Regions from separate parts of the Mus musculus genome. Here all the other regions are linked to region 3. A link is a loop called in an ENCODE intact Hi-C map of the cell type or tissue named here. Cell type or tissue: left cerebral cortex. All regions are shown on one strand. Links, peaks and the distances in the headings refer to the core of each region. The heading gives the core; the rest is flanking DNA.

Region 1 (6,438 bases), core at 544-5,543, 64 kb after region 3:
TTCTGTCTCTTCATTGAGTTTCCTAGCATATAGTAGATTTGTACTACTTACCTTGAAAGCACTGGACCCTCAGCCTCGTTGTCATCTCCATGACTGACATTTTCAATCCTCCACTGAGTAAGACATATGTCTCCATGTCAGTGGTGTTGCTTCTGCAGATTCGGGTTGTTCTTTTGTGGAAAATGTATTTCCTTCTCTCTCCATTTCCCTTAGCTCACTGGTTTTGGCACATTAGGCAAAGCAGCACTTCTTGAGATTCCCCTCAGATTTTCCCTGAGAGGAGATGTTCTCTCATCACCTCACCTAGGGATCCTGGGTACTCCAAGACCTCAGTGGTTATACAGGCAGACATCTATTTTCCTTTGTGGTTCCCTGGAGGCTAGAAAACACTAAGTCCCACGTGCACCCTGACACAAGTGAGATGGGAACCAGTGCTTCCCAGGGCAGCTGGAGAAGTTGGGTTGCTTGACATGTGGTGTGAGCCCTTCTGTCTGTAAGATAAATCTAGGCACTGGCATCTAATACCCACTAGCTCTACCAGACGCTAAGAAAAGACTCTGTGGTAGATTACTTTCTGCTTGTTTAAATGGCATTCACTTTTAAGTATCTTCATTATCCTCTGCAGTCTACAGGAGCTGAGTGAAGTCAGCCCCCAACAGCTTTCAGACACAGGCAAGGTAGAGGCCAGTCTCTGTGATAGCAAACAGACGTGGGGGGCTAGATGGGGACCTGACTCTTCTAGAACGATCCTAGAGAACAGACTTGATTGCTGACTTCAGCTGTGGAGTTGGTTCACACAGGAAATATCCACACATTCATTCCATTCCAGGGACTAGCATTTCCTATCTATCAGACCCAAGAAACCAGTGAGCCCTTCACCAGCAGCAGCTGGAAAAGGCATGAAAGGAAGCATGCAGTATGGCTCTTTCTGTGAATGAACTAGGCCTTCCTGCTAAAGCAAGAGAGCTAGAGTCAGTGTGAGGCCCCCAGAGCGGCTCAGAATCCCCATTTTGTTCTCTGTAGACCTCAGTACTAGGAAATGATTGTCTAGCCCTCCAGCTCCCAGAATAGACAGCTTAGAGTTAGATTTCCAAATAGCTGGAAGAGCAATGCTTATTGCAGAATTTATTTACTTCCGGTTAGAAGACCAAGTCTTATTTATATCATTAGAAGAAAGGTCGTTGTGGAAAGCCTGGAGTGGGTCCATACTTCCAGAATACTGACTTGTCTTTCTGTTAGCCTTTGGATACAAGGAAGTTAAAAGCCAGACTCTCGGGCAGCAGCTAAAAAGGTCAGATATTTGATGTCCAATCTTCTCCTTCCCAGGTAAAGGCAGGGATTCATCTTTATGGCCTGTTGCTCTCTGCTGAGCCAGGACAAAGATAGAGGAAGAGATCTGAGTACTTGGTTTAAAGCTGCTTTTCCTCCCTCTGTGGCCACAGTGGCCCAAACCCTTTAGTCCCCTAGGAGAACCTCAGCTGAGGTTTGCTTTCTGATGGCAGAGAAAGGTTTACGTGAGGCTGTGTCACAGTTTCTAACACACTGATTTTGAAGTGGGCTTATTTTCAGTTCTCCAGTGTAGAGACTGTCACTCATTCCTGTATTTTCTCAGAGGGTGGTGGCTAATCTGCTTATCAGAGGTCTCTGTAGGGAGAGGGAGGGAACTGAGCCTCCTGCCTTACCACTGCCTGTGGGTTTCCTTCAGGTCAGGTATGTCTTTGGTTTAGGGTTTTTTGGTTTGCTTTTATTTTATTGCTATCAGAATCTCTGAGTATTACTTTTGTGAGAATTGATTATATTTGTATTCCTGAAATCATTAAGATTTAATATAAACATATTTAGAGGACTGAAGAGAATGTTTAATGGTTAAGAGCACCCAGGTCAGTTTCCAGCACCCACATGGTGGCCCCCAACCATTTGTAACTACAGTCCTATGGGATCTGATGCCCTCTTCTGACATCTATGAGCTCATGAATATAAATAGTGCAGAGCTGTACACTCAGGCACACGCGCACACACATACAGGCACACACTCTAACACACACTAAGTTCTTTTTTCATTTAAATCAATTTATTTCTAATATCTTTGCTCTGTTTAGATTATGAAATTTTTGTTCAATAAATAGTTTTTAAAACACCTGCTTACTTAAAAGCAGCTTTGTTTTTTTAGGTCTTACTTTTGGGTTACTTATTTTTTTGGGAGCTTTTTTTTTTTTTTTTTTTTTTTTTTGATTCAGCATCTTTTCTTCCTTACCCAGCCTCACTTCCCTTCCATAGACTCCATCCATTTCCCCAAAGAGTGAATGAACATCTAGTGACAACTCTGGCCTCAAGCTCTGTCCAAAAGACAACATAGAGCATAGATACTGTAATCTCCCCTTCAAACTGCCCCAGTGAACCCCAGCTTCACCGTTCACTCCTTGGCTCTCTCCACGTGGTTGTTGACCTACATCTTGTGATCCTTCCACTTTGCTCTTGGCTTTGCTGCACTACAGCACAGGTCACTGTGCTCAGAGGAGCTCTTGCAGCCCTTGGCCATGTAGTTCTTACTAACAAGGCATAATGTGTATGGTGTTCTCCTGTACGCATCTAGCCTTGCATGGCATCTTAGCAGTCTGACAGAAGCAGAGAAGATATTTTTGTCCTCAGAGAAAACCCAGAACTGTCAGCAATCATCCAAGAATCAGGTCACTCTTCCCTTGGTCTTGGTGGTCTTCTGATATAGACTGTGGGTGACTGTGAAGTCTAATTGCCTGAGTCCCCCTGGAGTCTTCCTCTTCTGCCTAGCACATATACTGCATGCCACCTGGCCTTGCTTCTATACCATAGCCTGGAAGTGCTATGGGGACCACAGACTGGGACAATTGTGGGGCTTATCTTGGTGTTTCCCCTGTTTCATGCATCTCTGTTATTTCTTGTTGTCTTATACGTTTTTTTTTTTTTTTTTTTTTATTCAGACAGCTGCTGGTCATTATTTCAGCTAGAATGGTATACCTGGGCATACAACTCCATCTTGGACCAAAGCAGAAATGGTTTGCCCTTGGTGCCAGATTTGCCTGTTAGCTATGTGATCCACATATCAACTAGCAACAGAGAGAAATCTAAAAGGTGATCACTGAAAGAAAGAAAAAATCCTTCAAGATAATGAGAGAGAGAGAGAGAGAGAGAGAGAGAGAGAGAGAGAGAAAGAGAGGAGCTTAGTCTGTTTGTTTGTTTTAACCAGGCCAATAGCCAATATTTGCTGATATACTAAAAACTCTTCTTTTTTAGACTACAACTGTAATAGAGTAAGCAGAGTAAAAATGGTGGGAGGAATAAAATGACATAGGGAGCAGATAAAGTTTCCTCCTGAGCACAGCAACAGCCATCACACACACAGGAAAGCAAACGAGTGAACTGACGAGGGCGTGGTTGCCTGGACAGTTTGGAGAGAGAGCACACTGCACACGTTGCCTTTAGAAACGAGCTTAAGAGCAAGTGTCCGCACTAGATGTTCAGTCTCCAGGGAAACCAGCTCCCTTGCTATGGAAACAGAGTGAGTCTGAATAGGGAGGGAAAGGTCTTACACCATAAGCAAAAATTAGCTCCAAATTGTTGAGCTCAATAGCCAGGTCTTATGTGGTGTCAGCCTCCTCTGCAGATCGGACTGTAGATAGTGTGCTCCAGCATGAGGAAGAAAAGGCAGAGTTGGGGAAAGGGTCTCAATAAGAATGTGGTCTCCCCTTCTTAAGGAGGAACTAAAAACTTGTTCCAGGCTTTGATTTAAAAGAAGACGAACTTCAGTTTGACCTATTCAGCACATATTATTGGCCTTTTCTAATTTGTATCAAACTCAGACAGTCACACCTGGCAGGCTGCATATGTGTTAGGCAAGTGCTCTGCCTCAGAGCTCAATCCCCAGTCCTGCCGAATAGTCTTCTGTGTGTTGCTTAGATCTCTCTGCCTTGAAATAGTTTCCAATGTTTCCATGCAACTGTATGTCATAGGGTTTCTATTGCTGTGAAGAGACACCATGGCCCAGCAATGCTTACAAAAGCAAACATTGAACTGGGCCCAGCTTGCAGTTTCTGAAGTTTAATCCATCATCATGTTGAGAAGTATGGCAATGTGCAGGCAGACGTGGTGCTGGAGAAGGAGCTGAGAGTTCTACATCTGGATCAGCCCACAGTGGGATGTGAACTGTATTGAGCTTCTGAGATCTCAAAGCCTACCTTCTAGTAACACACTTCCTCCACATTTACATTACAAGACCACACCTACTCCAACAAGGCCACACCTCCTAATAGTGCCACTCCTTTGTACAAAATATTCAAACGCATTGTGGGGGACTTTTCTATTGAAATCATCACACCATACCCGGTATTTTCTTATGTATCATGTAGGTTGAGCTCCCAAGCAAACTGAAAACATCTGTGACTTCAATAACATTTAATTACAATTGTACTTTCTACAAAAAATGGAATACAAGCATCTTAAAACACACATACATGCATATCAAAATAACTAGTAAAATGCACTCAAGAATCTAAACTGTATGGATGGATATTGACTCATCAAAAGGGTTCATGATATGGCTTTAAAGGCGCTGATCAAAACTTTGCTGCAAGAGAGGGAGGAAGTACTCTCCTTGCCTCTTATAATGATCGTTATTTGCCCCCAAACATTTCTCAAGAAGCTCACGTTTGTTAGCCTTCATTTTATGACTCAAGAATCTTCAGGAAGCTATTTTAATTTTTTGTTCTGCAGTAACAGTTCATCTTCAAAAGGGCAGTGTTCCTATTGCCTTCAGGTTCAGGAAAATGGAATCCATTTGGGGGAGAAAGTGCACTCTCACTGAGAAATTCAGTGCCTTACTTGGAAGGCTCTAATGACACAGCTTCATATTACAGATGGTATGAAATTTACTCAAAGTCATCAAGAAAATAAAAGGTCATTCCTGAATATACTTTATATCATATCTATATATGGAAAGAACACAAGTCACTATCATTACTGTCCCCGCATTTCCCACTTCTCATGCTCGAGGGCAGAGCCTCCACCAGCGTGGCTGTGATGGTTTAACTCACGTCTAACTCCGAAGTCTTCCAAGTTTGCTTGAGTTGCAAAATCTGAAGCAAATCTTTGGGCTACGGCCATTCATTAAGCCAGTGTTGACATTTGCTTCTTTTCAGGAAAAAATGGGTCAGAAGCCAAACTAATATCTCTGCACAGCTAGAAGCAGATACGGTGGAAATGCAACAAATACTTCGCAAAATGATTTATAATGCAAATAGGAAGGATGGAAATCCATCCTTGTATATGATGTGATAAGGCCAACTCTCATGCTGTTTCTCTTGGAGGAACATGGCACTCCCCTGAGCACAGATGATCCTTATGTGTGTGGCAAGACGACCACAGAGCCAGTTACTCTCTGGGTATGGTGCCCTGTCTTCTGTTCTCATCTCTCCCAGAGGAATAGCCTATCGCCAGCTCTGGAAATCTACACATAAGATGTTACAGCTTGCTACCCACTGTTACCAGAGCACAGTATTTAAGAAAAAAAATGAATTATTTGTCATTTAAAAATAATAATTAAATTTTTAGAATTTCATATAATATATTTTGATTGCATTCACCTCCAACTCCTCCCAGATCCACCCGACCTCTCTACCCACTCAACTCTGTGTCTTCTTTGATGTTGTTATTTTTTAGATGACCCATATTTTTATTCTTTTAGATTATAGATTATGAATATCAGAAGCACAGAAGGAAGTTATTTTAGTAAAAAAAAATACTGATTAATTTTAAAGTAAACTCTTACAGCAGAAGCAGCAGAACTTGTAGTGTTTGCTGTTTAAACATTACGTGACATCCATAAGATGCTAAGGACTTTCTCGGCATAGCTGATGCACCTTCATGATATTAATATAAGACAGAGGTTACAATTGGGGTTAATTTCCTCCTAGACAAACATTCTCGATGGCATGCCAGCAAATATACATGTTTCATTGCACTATTTTCATTGTTTTTCTTTTAAACCTTTTATGGTCCATGATCTGTTTTTCTATGGTTGTGGCATCTTCTTGTGTGACCTTGTGTTGATGACTGTCAAGGGCTACATTTTCACCTTTGTCTTCTCTTAGCTCAAGTCTTACACCTAGAAAACTCTTCTTCAACTCCTCTGTCTTTGCAGTTATACCATTCATTTCTCTTCCTACAAACCATGATGCCTTGAAATGTCACTAGCCCATTCCTTCCCATCTTCACCTTCCACGCAACATTAGCTATTAATGTAGCCTCTGTTGGTTTTTAGAGTCCCATTCTCATCACTTTTGACCAAGTCTCCAACCTTGCCTTGTTGCCCTGTTTCATTTTCTATTCCATTCTTGAACCTTCAACTTTGCTTGGGGATCTTTTCTTTTCTCCTCTTTCTCCACACTCGGCTTCTAAGATGAGGTC
Region 2 (6,438 bases), core at 869-5,868, 76 kb after region 3:
CTCTCTATCAAGGTGGCCCTGACCTGAAGAGATGGAGGTCCACTCCTGAACCCTGTGGTAATAAGTGCCCTACTGGCTCTCAGGAAGATGCATTGGGTGACTAAACAGAACAGTGAGCTTTGCTGCAGGCAGACCTCATTCATATTTTCCTCCTCACTTGAGACGCTAAGCCCTTTACCTGTCCTGGTCATTTTTTATTGATAGCCAACTCTGTGTGTGTGTGTGTGTGTGTGTGTGTGTGTGTGTTCCTTAAATTAGCTTTAGGGAGGGTATAAGACCAGCCAAGGACCCTCTGCTGCTAACTCTGTATCCTAAAAATAAAGTTCAAGAAAACATTCTAAGATATATATGTCTGAAAGTTGTATGCATGCATGTATATAACATATATGTGGTTTATGAATAGCATATTCATGGTGCCTGTGCATTGCCAATAAGAATGCCAGCAGAGATACCATCATATTTGTTCCCAGATGGGGAGGCTGAACCATAGAGGGCAGAGTGGCTGTGCAAGATGCACACACAGAGAGAGCAAGGCCAGGGCCGCTCTGCGTGTTCCCATAGACAGAGGTGCCTCTATGGGTGGCTGTTTTCTGAATAACTCAGGAGGACCAGGGTTTTGGAGTGACTCACAGTTGCCATTAAGAAGCTTAGGTAGAAATTTGCCTTAGAGGAGGCATTGTACCAGGATTCAAGTCAATAATAGCATATGGGGTTGTGGGGTCAATAGTGTTTTAACCCGGGTTCCACCAGTTGTAAATTGTATGCATTTGAGCCCTGGAGCTGAATCTTTTCCTAGATAAAGTAGAGAAGATGGCATTCCACTCTTCACCGAGATGTCATGAGACAGATGCCATAGTGGGTGTACAGACATCTGGAAGCATCTGCAGCATTACATAAATATTCAGATATGATTACTTACATGGGTGATCATAGCTTGGGGCTATTGTAATGAGGTTTTACTAGTCTGCGCCCAGTGATTCTTACATTCATTTGTGCTATCTTAGTGCACCTTACACACACACTCATTCATTCATTGATTATTCTCCTGGATCAATGAAATCTGTTGCATTCTGCCCAGAATAGGACTCTCACTGTTGCTGACTTCATAAACAGTGTGTTATGGCATGTATGGCATGGTGGAATTCTCTTTTACTTAAACTTAAAAACTCTCCCACACTAAGAAATTAGAATTTTATTGCAAATGAAAGTTCCTCTATGCATCCTACCCGAGCATCACCAGAGATGCCCAGAGACAAGTCTCACCTGAGTCCGAACAAGACTTTACAGATGGGAAAACGGAAGGGCCATTGACAGAGGCTTACATGACATCACACATCCAATCAGGGCCATGGTTCCACACCAGGGCCCTGAGCCTGACACTGCCCTGAGAAGCTGAGGACATCTTGGTTTGTTTCTTTTTGTGTTTTCTGAACTGACAGGTCTTTTGAAATAAACCTATTGCCTTCCTAAGCATTTGCCCTCTGCTACTTACAGGAGACGACTGCACAAGCTGGGCGTGTCAAAGGTGACCCAGGTGGATTTCCTGCCTAGGGAAGTAGTATCCTACTCCAAGGAGACACAGACTCCTCTTGCAACACATCAGTCTGAAGGTAAACAATGACTTTGCTTTCTTTACGTGCTCTGTCTGCAGAAACTGCCAGGGAATAGCGGTGACCTCAAGTTCCTGAGGTCTTCATAGGATATAACCTGAGGGACATCCTGAAAGGCAAAGATGCCACTGGCTCTCAGTTAGAAGGCTCTGCTGAGGGAATTCCTTCGAATTCCTCCAAAGGTCCATGGACTTTCAAGTGTCTAACCGTCCTGTCAAGTTTCTGTGCTTATCTCTGGACAGTGGAAACTATAAAAGTAGTGAATAGACACTTTCATGGTACACACAGACAGACACACATACATATAAATAAAAATAAAGAAATTAAAAATAACTTCATCATTTGTAGGAGCACCAAACTACAGCCCACCACCTCTTCCTAAAAACAGAATATTATTGGGCACAGATGTTCCAGATAATACACCTATGGCTAATATTCATGCTATAATGGCCTGGTTGAATAGACATGGACGAGACCTTAGCTGGCCCACAAAGCCTAAATTTTGGACCCAATCCTTTATAGGAAACCTTTCCTGCACCCTGATTTTCTGAGCAGTTCACATAAGAGCACACAGGTTAGCAATATTCTCCATATGCCAATGAGTGAGGATGCAATTGCATACCTCTTCTATACATACCAGAAAATATCAAGTGGAAAATCTGTACATAAATCTCAGAGAATCATTAAAAGTCAATGTGATGGTTAATCACATTTACCTTGCTGGAATTAGAAGTGTGATGGACATGAGCCTTTGGGTGTGTCTGAGGGGGTTGTAGATTTATTTACCTGAGGTTGGAAGACCTGCTATATATTCTAGACTTACCATTACTTGGACTGAGGTCTTGGGCTGAGTTAAAAGGTGAAAGCCACCTGAAAGCCATCTTAGAAAGCTACCCGGCACTCACACACTTGCCTGCTTGTGCCAGCTGCCTCAAGACCCCGCTCCCACTGCCCCTCTGCCATGACGGACTGTGTTGTCCAACTGCAAATCCAGATACACTCTTCCTTCAACAGTCTCATCAGGCATTTTTTTATCATAGTAACTGAACAAGGAACTAACATAGACAACAATAAGAAAACTTAAAGCCGGTAAGTCTTAATGGTTCTTGGATGTAAACTATGCTGAGGGACAGAGACGTATCTCAGTGGCAGACTGCCTATCTAGCATGCATGGAACCCTGGGGCAGTTCTCAATACTGTGATAAACAAACATACAAAGAAGGAGGAGTGTCACACTGAAATAAGATTTTATAAAAATCAGAGAGATCAGAGCACAATTGGGTAGGTGTGGTTCCATTGTTAGAAAGTGAGATCACTCATAGAGCAAAGCACATGGCCTTTTTACTTCATGTGTCACTGGGGTTGGGAATTGGATGTTAAGATACTGTATAGTAAATACTGAGCAAAATCCTAGATAATGAAATCATTAGCATTTCATACTCCGTCTGTAACAGTCATAAACCAGGACAGCTCGGTTTATGCCAACGACAGAGATTTTCCATTTGCATTGTCCAACACATAATCTTAAAAGTGAAGTGAAATCTTGTTCCTTGAAGTTCAGGCTTCCTGCATATCTTCTGGAGAGCTTCACTTAGTAATGGAAGTTTGTAGAGCCTATGAGGCCCTGTGAGGAAATAGCAAATTTTAGATGCAAACAAGTAGCACCCTCTAGTGGTGAAACTTTAAACAAACTAACCACCAAATGAAGACCTGTGTATTAACTTGACAGGAAAGGCCCTGCTAGAAAACACTTCAGGAGCCCTGTCCTTGGGCCTCCAGACAAAAGCGAATCGGGGGTGGGGGGTGGGGGGTGGGAGTGTGGAAGGGGGGGATCATTAAGAGGCAACCTCACTACCCAGCCAAAACATTTGTTTGAGTTAATTTGCTGCCAGAGGCATTTGCAGAACTGTAGCCAGAGGTGTGTTTGTTTAGCCTCAACTCTGACCCGAAACATAAAGTGATGCATGTGAAATAGGAGGAGTGAATTATTTTTAAGAATGTGTATGCTTAAGACGTTGGAAACGGTACAGAAATGTTTACAGGGAGAGATAAATTAAGGATGAAAAGGCATCAACTGTAGACTTCTAACGTGGAATACATCAAAAGGGAGACCCGGAGAGTTCATTTTATTATTGCAGGGAGAGGTTGGGAGCCCTCATTATGCTGGGTCCAAGCAGCAGGAAAGGAGGAATTTATTTCTTAGCAATTGGCAGAACTTCTTTCTGTTTTCTTAACAAGATCCATAGAGCTTTCTTGTGGTGATGGTTCACATTCCACAATACAGAGCTGAACCCAAAGCCAGCTCCCAGAGCCTCCGGGAGCTCGTGGGCGTACAGTAACACTCAGCAAGTGTAGATGAGAAAACCTTCTTTATTGTCAACTCACCCCAGATCTTGAACCCTTGACCTTTGGCTGCCTGGCTGTTGAGGGTGCCCAGGGCTTGTGTACCTTTCACCTACGAGGTGAGTGACAACAAAGGCGAGCACAAGCGTCAGCAGTGGGACAGTCCGCTGTGAGGTCCTTCCAAATGGGAGACTTGGGTTGGTGCCCAATTTAGTGTTGGTGCCAGAACAATGTTGTGATGACAAGGACAGCCTTGCAGGGTGACTACTGAATTTGACAGCACAGTAAGGCTCTTGGATGGTTAATGTTTGCCAACTGTTGTGCATCTAAATCCCATATGAGTTCTTTGTTAGCCATAATTTATAAAGGCTGGGTTTTTTTTTTACATTGTTTGAAGACTGAAAATTAATGTAGCTCAAAGTAGCACCTTCAGAGCACTGATATGCTCTGCCTTGACTGGAATGCTAGTGCGTTCACCCCGCTGCACAAAACATATTGTACTTAAACAAGCACAGGGGAAGGAGTCGGGATTTGCCAGAGCCTAAGCCTCCTTCTTTCTCTACTATAATGAGCATTTTCCTCGTAGTGCATTAGCTAGTCACATAATGATCCGCTGTGAGAAATACCCCAAGATGATTTCAACTAGGAAGATTTAGGAACCGAGTCTCCATCAATACAATGCTTTCAAGTAGCTTAAGCCATCCTAGTCTGGATAGGTAATGACCTAACCAGTCACAGGGAAAGATTGAGAGTGGAGAACTCTGATCAGGAGCAGGCTATGTCTACCCTGAAATGCTTTAAACATATGCTTTTTATTTTCAAGTAAGGAAAGAATATGAATATATATATATATATATATATACATATATATACATATATATATATATATATATGTATGTATGTATTATATGATTTCTCTGCCAAATTGCCTCTGCTTTGCATATTATTATTTCCCTGGCTGTCCATGAGGTCCTGAGGTCAGAAACCAATGCTGAGTGTATTTGTTAGGATGAGTTAAAGGCTGGTGAGCAACAGGCACCGTGCATGGCTGACTGACTCTTCCCCACTGCTGTTGTTTTGCACGGCCACTGGGCAGTGATAATATTTTAATGTGCTGGGCGGAAGTCAGCTGAACTGGACAAAGGAAGATGCTTCTGCATCCTGTTGCTAGTTCTGAAGGTTCTCTGTACTTCCTCTTCATGGGATCTGATAAGTGGGCCCTTGGGTTTTGTCTTGTCCACGTGATGCCTTCACTCCTTCCTATCTCTGACTTCTTACTTCCAAGGAAAGCGAAGACTTCTGGACTTTTTCAAGCACTCCTGAAGGCTTGTGCTTCTAAGCATGTGTTTATGCTGTTTGCCCATTTTTGAGATGCCACCACCTCCACGGGCCTTCTGTCAGGAGTGTGCCCCTGGGTCAGCTTCTAACCATTGTTAATGCCTGGTTACTCTTTATTATTGGGTATTGATTCTTCACATGCCTCTCCTAGGCTGTAATGTCCCTGTGAGCAGGGTGTGTGTGATGTCCCTGTGATCAGGGTGTGTGGCCTTTCCCCACTTTGTGCCTCACACTATGCCTGGTTAAAAGACACACCCACCAGATGTGCTGAGGAGCTAGAAGCATCCTATGTATTGGAGCCTGATGCAACAGGAACTAGTAATCCTTGCATTTTCTGGAGGGAGGGAGGCCATCCTAGTGAAATGGCACTGGTTTTTAGAGGCTTTGATGGACACACTATAGAGGTAAGATTCTTCTTTTCAGGGGACTTTAATGTTTCAGCCAGGCTCCTGTTTATGTTCTCAGATGAGCATAGGGATTAGCTGCCCATGAGTGTGCTGTCAAAACTGAAGAACAGAATTACAAGGGCAGCCTGGGTTGGCCCAGAGCAAAGCATAACAACCTGAAGGCTTCACTGTGCAGAGATGTCTGTAGAGGACCTTGGAAATGGGTATGCAGGGAGGTAGCTAGGGAAGACAGTAGGTTCACCTTTGTACACTCCCCAAAATATGCTCTTGCTAGGAAAAGATTTCGACCTTAACTTTCCATGATCTCCAAGGTATAGTCACCACAGAAGCTACAAACAAATAGTGGTTGTCTGGAAAGTCAAATAGTCTGGTCTAAAGTTGTCCAATGAAATCATAAGGTGCCACTGATAATTTTAATAATATATTTTGGTTAACTCCATCATTTCAAGATACTCAAATTTCAAAATGTAATCAATGTGAAATTATCAATGAAACACCATTCTTCTTCTTTTGTACATAAACTCAGCCTTCAAATGGTGCTTTCTATTCTATCCTGGCAGCATACCCAACTTCAACAACAACAACTACTACTTCTTCTTCTTCTTCTTCTTCTTCTTCTTCTTCTTCTTCTTCTTCTTCTTCTTCTTCTTCTTCTTCTTCTTCTCTCTCTCTCTCTCTCTCCCCTCCCTCCCTCTCTGCCCTCTCTCTTACACATTAAGAAATACTTATTGCTCGATTTC
Region 3 (6,438 bases), core at 537-5,536:
CATTTGTAATGATAGAACTGGACAAAAGCATGGAATCCTGTACTGAACTTCCAAGTGGTCTTTTCTCCCTTTTCTTGTAGATCCAATCTCCATCCTATGGATGCTTCCAGGTGACTCATCTCGGTTTGGGGGCTGTTTTGTTTTGTTTTCCACTCAAATGCCTTTAGTGGGTCACCAGTACACAATTTCAGCCTCTGTTAGGGCCCAGTTATACTCTTCATGAATTTGTCACTCTCAAACACAATGGCCTACTTACTGTTTGCTGTGTGCATTTCGGCTTTTCTCTGCTTTGGAATTTTATGTGTAGCAATGCCACCCTTCTTCATTTCTACTTTTACAATAGCTCTCTATTCAAACATCCACAGTCACAGTTGTTCTTAATTATATTTCCTTTCTCCTCCCTCATATCTTTGAGAATAAAGACTGTAGTTTCCTAGGTTTTGGATCATGTGACATGACTACCGCAATGGTTTGAAAGTAGTAGGCACTGGACACTTTTGTGTTGTAAAGACAGAAATTTGGCTTCCCAGGTGAGCTGAGTACTAAGGTAAATGTAATTTAAATCTCAGCTAGGCTGTTCAGGAGCTCTGGTGCTTTGTAAATGCTCGGAGACTCAAGGTCCTTTTGTAGACTATGGTTTTCAGGGTTATATAGAGGGACATAGTTGAGTAAATGGATATTGGATATGTATTAAAAGAAGATTATTAGATCAACTCAAATGATACAATGTAGGTTGTCAAACAATAGCTATCTTCATACTAGAGAAAACAAGAACCCACTTGTCTTAGTTAGGGTTTTACTGCTGTGAACAGACACCATGACCATGGCAGCTCTTACAAAGGAAAACATTTAATTGGGACTGGCTTATAGGTTCAGAGGTTCAGTCCATTATCATCATGGCAGGAAGTGTAGCAGCATCCAGGAAGGGGTGGTGCAGGAGGAGCTGAGAGTTCTACATCTTGATTCGAATGTAGTTAGGAGAAGAATGGCTTCCAGCCAGCTAAGAGAAGAGTCTTAAAGCCCACCCCTACAGTGACACACTTGCTCTAACAAGGCTGCACCTACTCCAACAAGGCCACACCTCCTAACAGTGCCACTCCCTGCCCAAACATATTCAAACCACCACACCAGTCCTGACCAGTTAAGGGGATGGATATTTCTGCAATCCTAGTCCAGTGCAAAGGCCTAGGGAGTTCCTGCAAAGCCTCTGGTCTTCAGCTCACTCAGGAAGGCTGGTGAAGCTGGCTTCTGATGTCTGCAAAGAATGGCAGCATAGCCACGGGTGAGGTAAGCTGGACAAGATGTTAACTATATAAATGCATTTGCGAGGATAATGGGAAAGTACTAGAAAGAAATAATTGGGAAAATGTTTCCCAAATTTACAGTAGGTCTTCCCTTTCAGAAAACCTAATCACAATAATGCCTAACAGGTGTGCCCAAGGGGATGCCTATTAGTTGATTTCAACTTTAGTCAGGTTGACAACCAAGAGTAAGCGTCACACAGCGCTCATAACATTTTGTCTACTCTATCAGGTAAAAAAATTTTAAAAGAAAATTAATGTAGAGTTGACCTGCATTGAGCATTTCCAGTCCATGGCAACAACATATATTGACTCATGTTATCTTTCTTTCTTAGGATATCTTGAATCTCTTCAACCTAGAAGCATTTAGCCTTAAGTCAACTATTTCTATGATCAAAAAGACCATCCAAGAAAACAAATCTGAAACAATGATAGATAAGACACTGTATTCATGATTGGATCTTATTTTGAAATTACTGTGACATTGGCCAACTGATAAAATCACAAATATTTGGGTATCTATGGGATGCCCCCCACATATATACTCTCTTATCTGCACAGTGATGACCAGGGTGTTCCTGCAAACAATGAAAAGCTCATCTACAAAGTGATGCCAATCCCACGCTGCCATACATCCTAAACTCCCTCCCTCAGCGCTGTGACAGCTAGGATGGTAAGCTTCGGGGAAGTCCAAAAGTGTTTCTCAGGTATTTTGTTTTGTTTCTAAAGCCAAGACATCAGAAAAGCAACGAGAAGCAAGCTACACACACACACACACACACACACACACACTGTAGATAACATATGTACATACATAGGTGTACCTATGTATATCTATTCGTATATGTCTACATGTGTGTATGTATCAATATGTATTTATGTATATATGATTTATATTCACACACATATGTGTGTGTGTGTAGATAGATAGATAGATAGATAGATAGATAGATAGATAGATAGATAGAGATATAATGTATAGGTTTGTATGTTTAACTGTTTGTGTATTTGTTTGTATATGTCTGAGGAAGCCTATGTTCAACCGTACCTGTACAGAATGGATAGATCTAAGCTTGTCTGTTTCTTTTTTAAAGACTTAAAGTTTCTCTGTCTGGGAGTGAAAGTTGCCCATGGAGAAAATCATCAGGAGCTTGGCAGACTCACAGCTCTCCTTGGCAGTAACTAAGGTGTGCGCTGCCTTCAGCCTAGGACTGACTGTCCCCGGGTTCCCTCCTCCTTGCCAGGCTGGCCCGAGGCGGTGCTGCGCTGTGCGGAGGCCCTCCCGCGGGAGGCGCGGGTGTGGAGGGCGTGGGCCGTGGGCGGGGCGAGCCCCGCAGCCCTGGTGTTGGGAGCTGTCAGTGTCAGGCTCAGGAGAGAGGAAGTGATCGCTCCGGGAGGAGCGCTAGCCTAGCCGCGCAGCGTGAGACAGCACATCCTGCTGGCGCGGGCCCGCTGCTCTCCGTCCTCCCGCGCCTCCTCCACGACCTCCAGTGAGCCTCCGCGTACAGCATTCAGGTAACCCATGGGTGGGAGGTCATGTCTATATGCAGCCACCTCTGAGCCCCGAGCCCCCGGCTACATCCGCAGGACACCGGGGAGCAGCAGGGCAGCAGTGACTGCTGCAGCCACCGCTGGGCACACAGCCTGGGCCCCTTTCCCCGTGCTCCTGCATACTGAAGCGCCCCAAGCTGGAGCCCTCCAGAGGCAGCCCTGGCTGCAGCTCCCCAGGAGCGGAGAGGTACAGGCAGAGGAGGACGGGTCAAGGGTGTCATCACCTTGTAGCCCACCTTGTACACTGGGAGAGGCGCATGGCAAGGTTCCTCACCTTGTTTATTTCTCCTCGGGAGCAAAAGGCCAGAAGCTGTGCTGTCCACATCCCCGTGGGCTACCAGCTCATGGCCCCTAGAAAGGGAGACCTACAGAGTGAGGGAAAGGATGCTGTCTGATTACATTTCTGAGCTGTCTGCAAAGCTCTAGGATGCTGTTGCTACCCGCCAAGTCGGAGGGGGCCAATGCACTTCCAACCGAGCTTTAATTAAACACTCATGCAAGATGCCAGTTTCTTTCTCTGCTGGATTAAAAAAAAAAAAGTGTGGCTGGGGATGTGTTTTGGTAAACACCTCCGCGGTTTTCCTTCCCCCACTCCCATCCAGAATTGCTCTGGCCACGTAAAGCTCTGAATCGTCACCAGAGCACTGATCCTGGCAGAGCTGGTAAGGAACTGAGTATGCGGGTGCCTCATGACTTCTACCTCGGTAAACCGGAGACTGAGAACCAGGAGAAAGTATCGCTTAGGAAACCGGAGGCTCAAGGAAAGGAGAAAAAAAAAAAAAAAAAAACCAAAAACCAATAAATATACCGGCTTTCCTGGACTGTAACCACACCTAAGGCAGGAACAAGTAGCCAGCCATTTTCTTGCTGGAGTTGTGTTTGGAATGAGCATTACAGACTTGATGCAGTTTGAAGTTGTGAAGGAATTGCTTCCAGACATTGCAGACTAGCAGGAAGCTTAGCTGACAGTGCAGCATGCCAGTGACAGTCCAAGATAGTCTTGGATAATAGCATGGATATAACTAACCTTCCCCAGAATAGTTTGTGCCATTGTGGAAGTTACGGGGATGGGGGGCATGCGTTGATCAGTGTTAGAGTATTGGCATCTTTGAAATGGGAACATCCAGTGCAAACTGGATCTTGCATCCCCTGCTGCCCCTCACCCCCCACCCTCCACCCCCCACCTCCGGGTCTTCTTGAGAATGTCTGTAATACTTCCTCCGTTGTTGTTGTTGTTTTTAGCAATGCCTAATTTGCTACTAAAGGTTCACTATAGGGAAACGTATTTAATTCTGTTCTAACCATGCTTCTTAGTGGAACAAAACCTGGCAGTCCTAGCACTAAGGCCGTGCTCTCTTCACTAGTACCAGCTCTTCAGGACTTCAGATCCAGGGAGCCAGTGGCTAGGAGATGCTCTTTTAAGAACCATCCATCACAATACTGGAGTGCCGAATGCACCCCTTTCCAGCCTGCCCAGGGTTGGGCACTATTTTCCTCCCAGAACATTTTGTGCGTGTCTGTCTTGTTTCAGGTTTCTGTCATCTGTGCACCTGCCCAGATCTCTGGGATGCTGAAGCCTTTTGCTCACTGGCTTCCTGAGACAGAGAGGGCTGCTTCGTGTCTACTGCCCAGTGCCTGTCTGACCCCTTTTTCTAGTGAATATATGCCACTGGTTGGTTGTCCATTAGATGCTTACTTGCATCTTTATGGAGAATCATTGTTGAGGTTATAGGCAGAGGAGAGAAGAAACTCGATACACAAATTGAATAGGGCAGAGTCACTAAACTAAAGAGTTTGTTGTGCTTCTTCTCTGGCAAGCTTTTTAGATGGTAGAAGTGACTCTCTGTTAGCATGCTGTCTGTTTAAGAGGAGGTACTGTGAAATTTCCCCTCGTACTTGTCTTTCCTAAAAATAATAGTCCTCTCGTCTACGTGTACTGAACTTTTCCCCTTGATTCCAGTGTTGATCAAGGCGTTCATAGGAAATTCACACACTCTGTGCATGTTCAAACAGCTATGTAGGCCAATGGTGCAGAATGAAGGTTGAGCTTTTAGTCACAGGCTGGTCACAACACAGGCGTTATCCTTTATCCTTACAGACTGGTTTTGTGTGTATGTGTGTGACTTAAACAAGCATCAAATGACGGGATCAAAGACATCCATGGAAAGCTAAGTATGATCTTCTCCTTCTGCTTTCTCCCCCTCACATTGTGTTCACTAACTATAGCCAAAGCTGACAGGAGCAGTGGCTACAATGTGCTGAACACTTTTTCCCGAATCCCATTTTAAATATCCTCTCACTAGAATTAAAATAATAATAATAATCTCACAGGAAAACTTATGACACACAGGCATTGCTAATAATCCCTTTAAAGAATTAGGTCATAGTGATGTCAAGTCACTCCCTAAAGTTTACTCAAGTTAACCAGCGGGGGTCTTTGATGTAGAAGGCCAGGCCTCTCCTTGTAACCACACTTCCAGACTATGAAGCAATTCTGATTGTTTTCATTTCAGACACTGGGTTGTAGATTCTGTTGTTGTTGTTGCTGCTGCTGCTGCTGTTGCTGTTGTTGTTATTGTTTTTGTCCTTAAATTGGTTTTACAAGGTAGACACCACTTAATCGTGAAGCAGAGTTAAAGCGATATAAATATATTATAGTTAATAATTGGTAGAAGTAGGAGTCTAACCAGGTCAGGCAGCTTATCCAGAACTCATCCATTTTGGTTACTATTCTGTGATAAGAATAACACAGAGTGGACTGTAACTATTCCAGCAGTAGATGCTCTTAAAGAGAGACACTATTGAAACAATGCATGCCAACTATTTAAAAGCCACCTCCACCCCCCCCCCCCCCAAAAAAAAACTTATATAAGGGGAAGAGAAAGGCCGAAATCCTGGAGTCAATCGGAGGCAAAATTGTCTCCTAGGAAGAGATTTCACAGGGTTCTGACTTTTGGAAAACCATCTTAGAACAGGACCTGCAGCCTGACAATGACACTGTAGGCCCACTGCTCAGTTACAAATAGCTCCTGCCACGAACTCCACACAAACCAGTTAGTACCTTAAAGAGGAACTTGGGAGGCCACTGGATCCCCTTGTTTGTTTTCTTCCCAGGTAGGTGATGCTGAGGAAAGCTACCTCTGTGCTTTCTGCTATTACTTATCTTTTTAATCTCTGTGTCTAGGATGTGTGGCTTAGCACACCTTGTTGGAATGGGCAGGGTCGACTTTCACCATAGAACCCCCCCTGACATCTTCTCCTAGATTACCCCTAAAGCTACAAGTGTAGCCATATTTTTTCCTCGCTCAAGTGGTAGCTGTGGATGACATCATAACTCAAAACTCCATTTATTTACCCTTTAGAATAAAACACTGAATACCATGCCCCAAGAGAAGATTTCAAAGTCGTGTAAATTGCTGCTCCCTTGACCACAAGTACTTTTTATTAAAAACATGTAGTATCTATATCGCCTAGAAAACGTGCAACCGTCTGTCTGTTTGGGTACTTTCCTGGAGCAATGGACAGATTGATATCTTGAGTATTCCTCGGGTTCCTCAGCCCCTCCCCCCATACATCCTGGGATAGC

What was found. Hi-C counts contacts between places; a loop is a spot of excess contacts. Peaks named below come from ENCODE experiments on the same cell type or tissue, not always from the same donor. Only the 100,000 strongest peaks of a DNase experiment are listed, where the experiment ranks them.
Region 1: it touches region 3 in a loop (2.0-fold over the local background); 6 of 42 quality-filtered maps call a loop at or near these places.
Region 2: a loop joins it to region 3, with 2.2 times the contacts of the local background. A loop is called at or near these places in 7 of 42 quality-filtered maps.

Annotation. Positions count from the first base shown.
Region 1 is chr6:5,787,312-5,793,749 of GRCm38, forward strand. All of the region lies in intron 5 of Dync1i1 (dynein cytoplasmic 1 intermediate chain 1), which reads left to right. Among named protein-coding and RNA genes, the nearest start is that of Gm34527, 29 kb to the right of the region's middle. In left cerebral cortex, for the core only: no CTCF peak of the experiment used is centred there; a DNase peak (open chromatin) is centred at 3,550.
Region 2 is chr6:5,799,281-5,805,718 of GRCm38, forward strand. Dync1i1 (dynein cytoplasmic 1 intermediate chain 1) reads left to right here. Exons shown (of 17, transcript NM_010063.4): 6 at 1,495-1,610. Among named protein-coding and RNA genes, the nearest start is that of Gm34527, 17 kb to the right of the region's middle. In left cerebral cortex, for the core only: a CTCF peak has its summit at 3,265 (motif pointing left); DNase peaks (open chromatin) are centred at 3,276, 3,962 and 4,100.
Region 3 is chr6:5,723,121-5,729,558 of GRCm38, forward strand. Dync1i1 (dynein cytoplasmic 1 intermediate chain 1) reads left to right here and starts at 2,519. Exons shown (of 17, transcript NM_010063.4): 1 at 2,519-2,816. In left cerebral cortex, for the core only: a CTCF peak has its summit at 2,770; DNase peaks (open chromatin) are centred at 2,619, 3,360, 3,804 and 4,294; H3K4me3 peaks cover 2,535 bases; H3K27ac peaks cover 1,562 bases.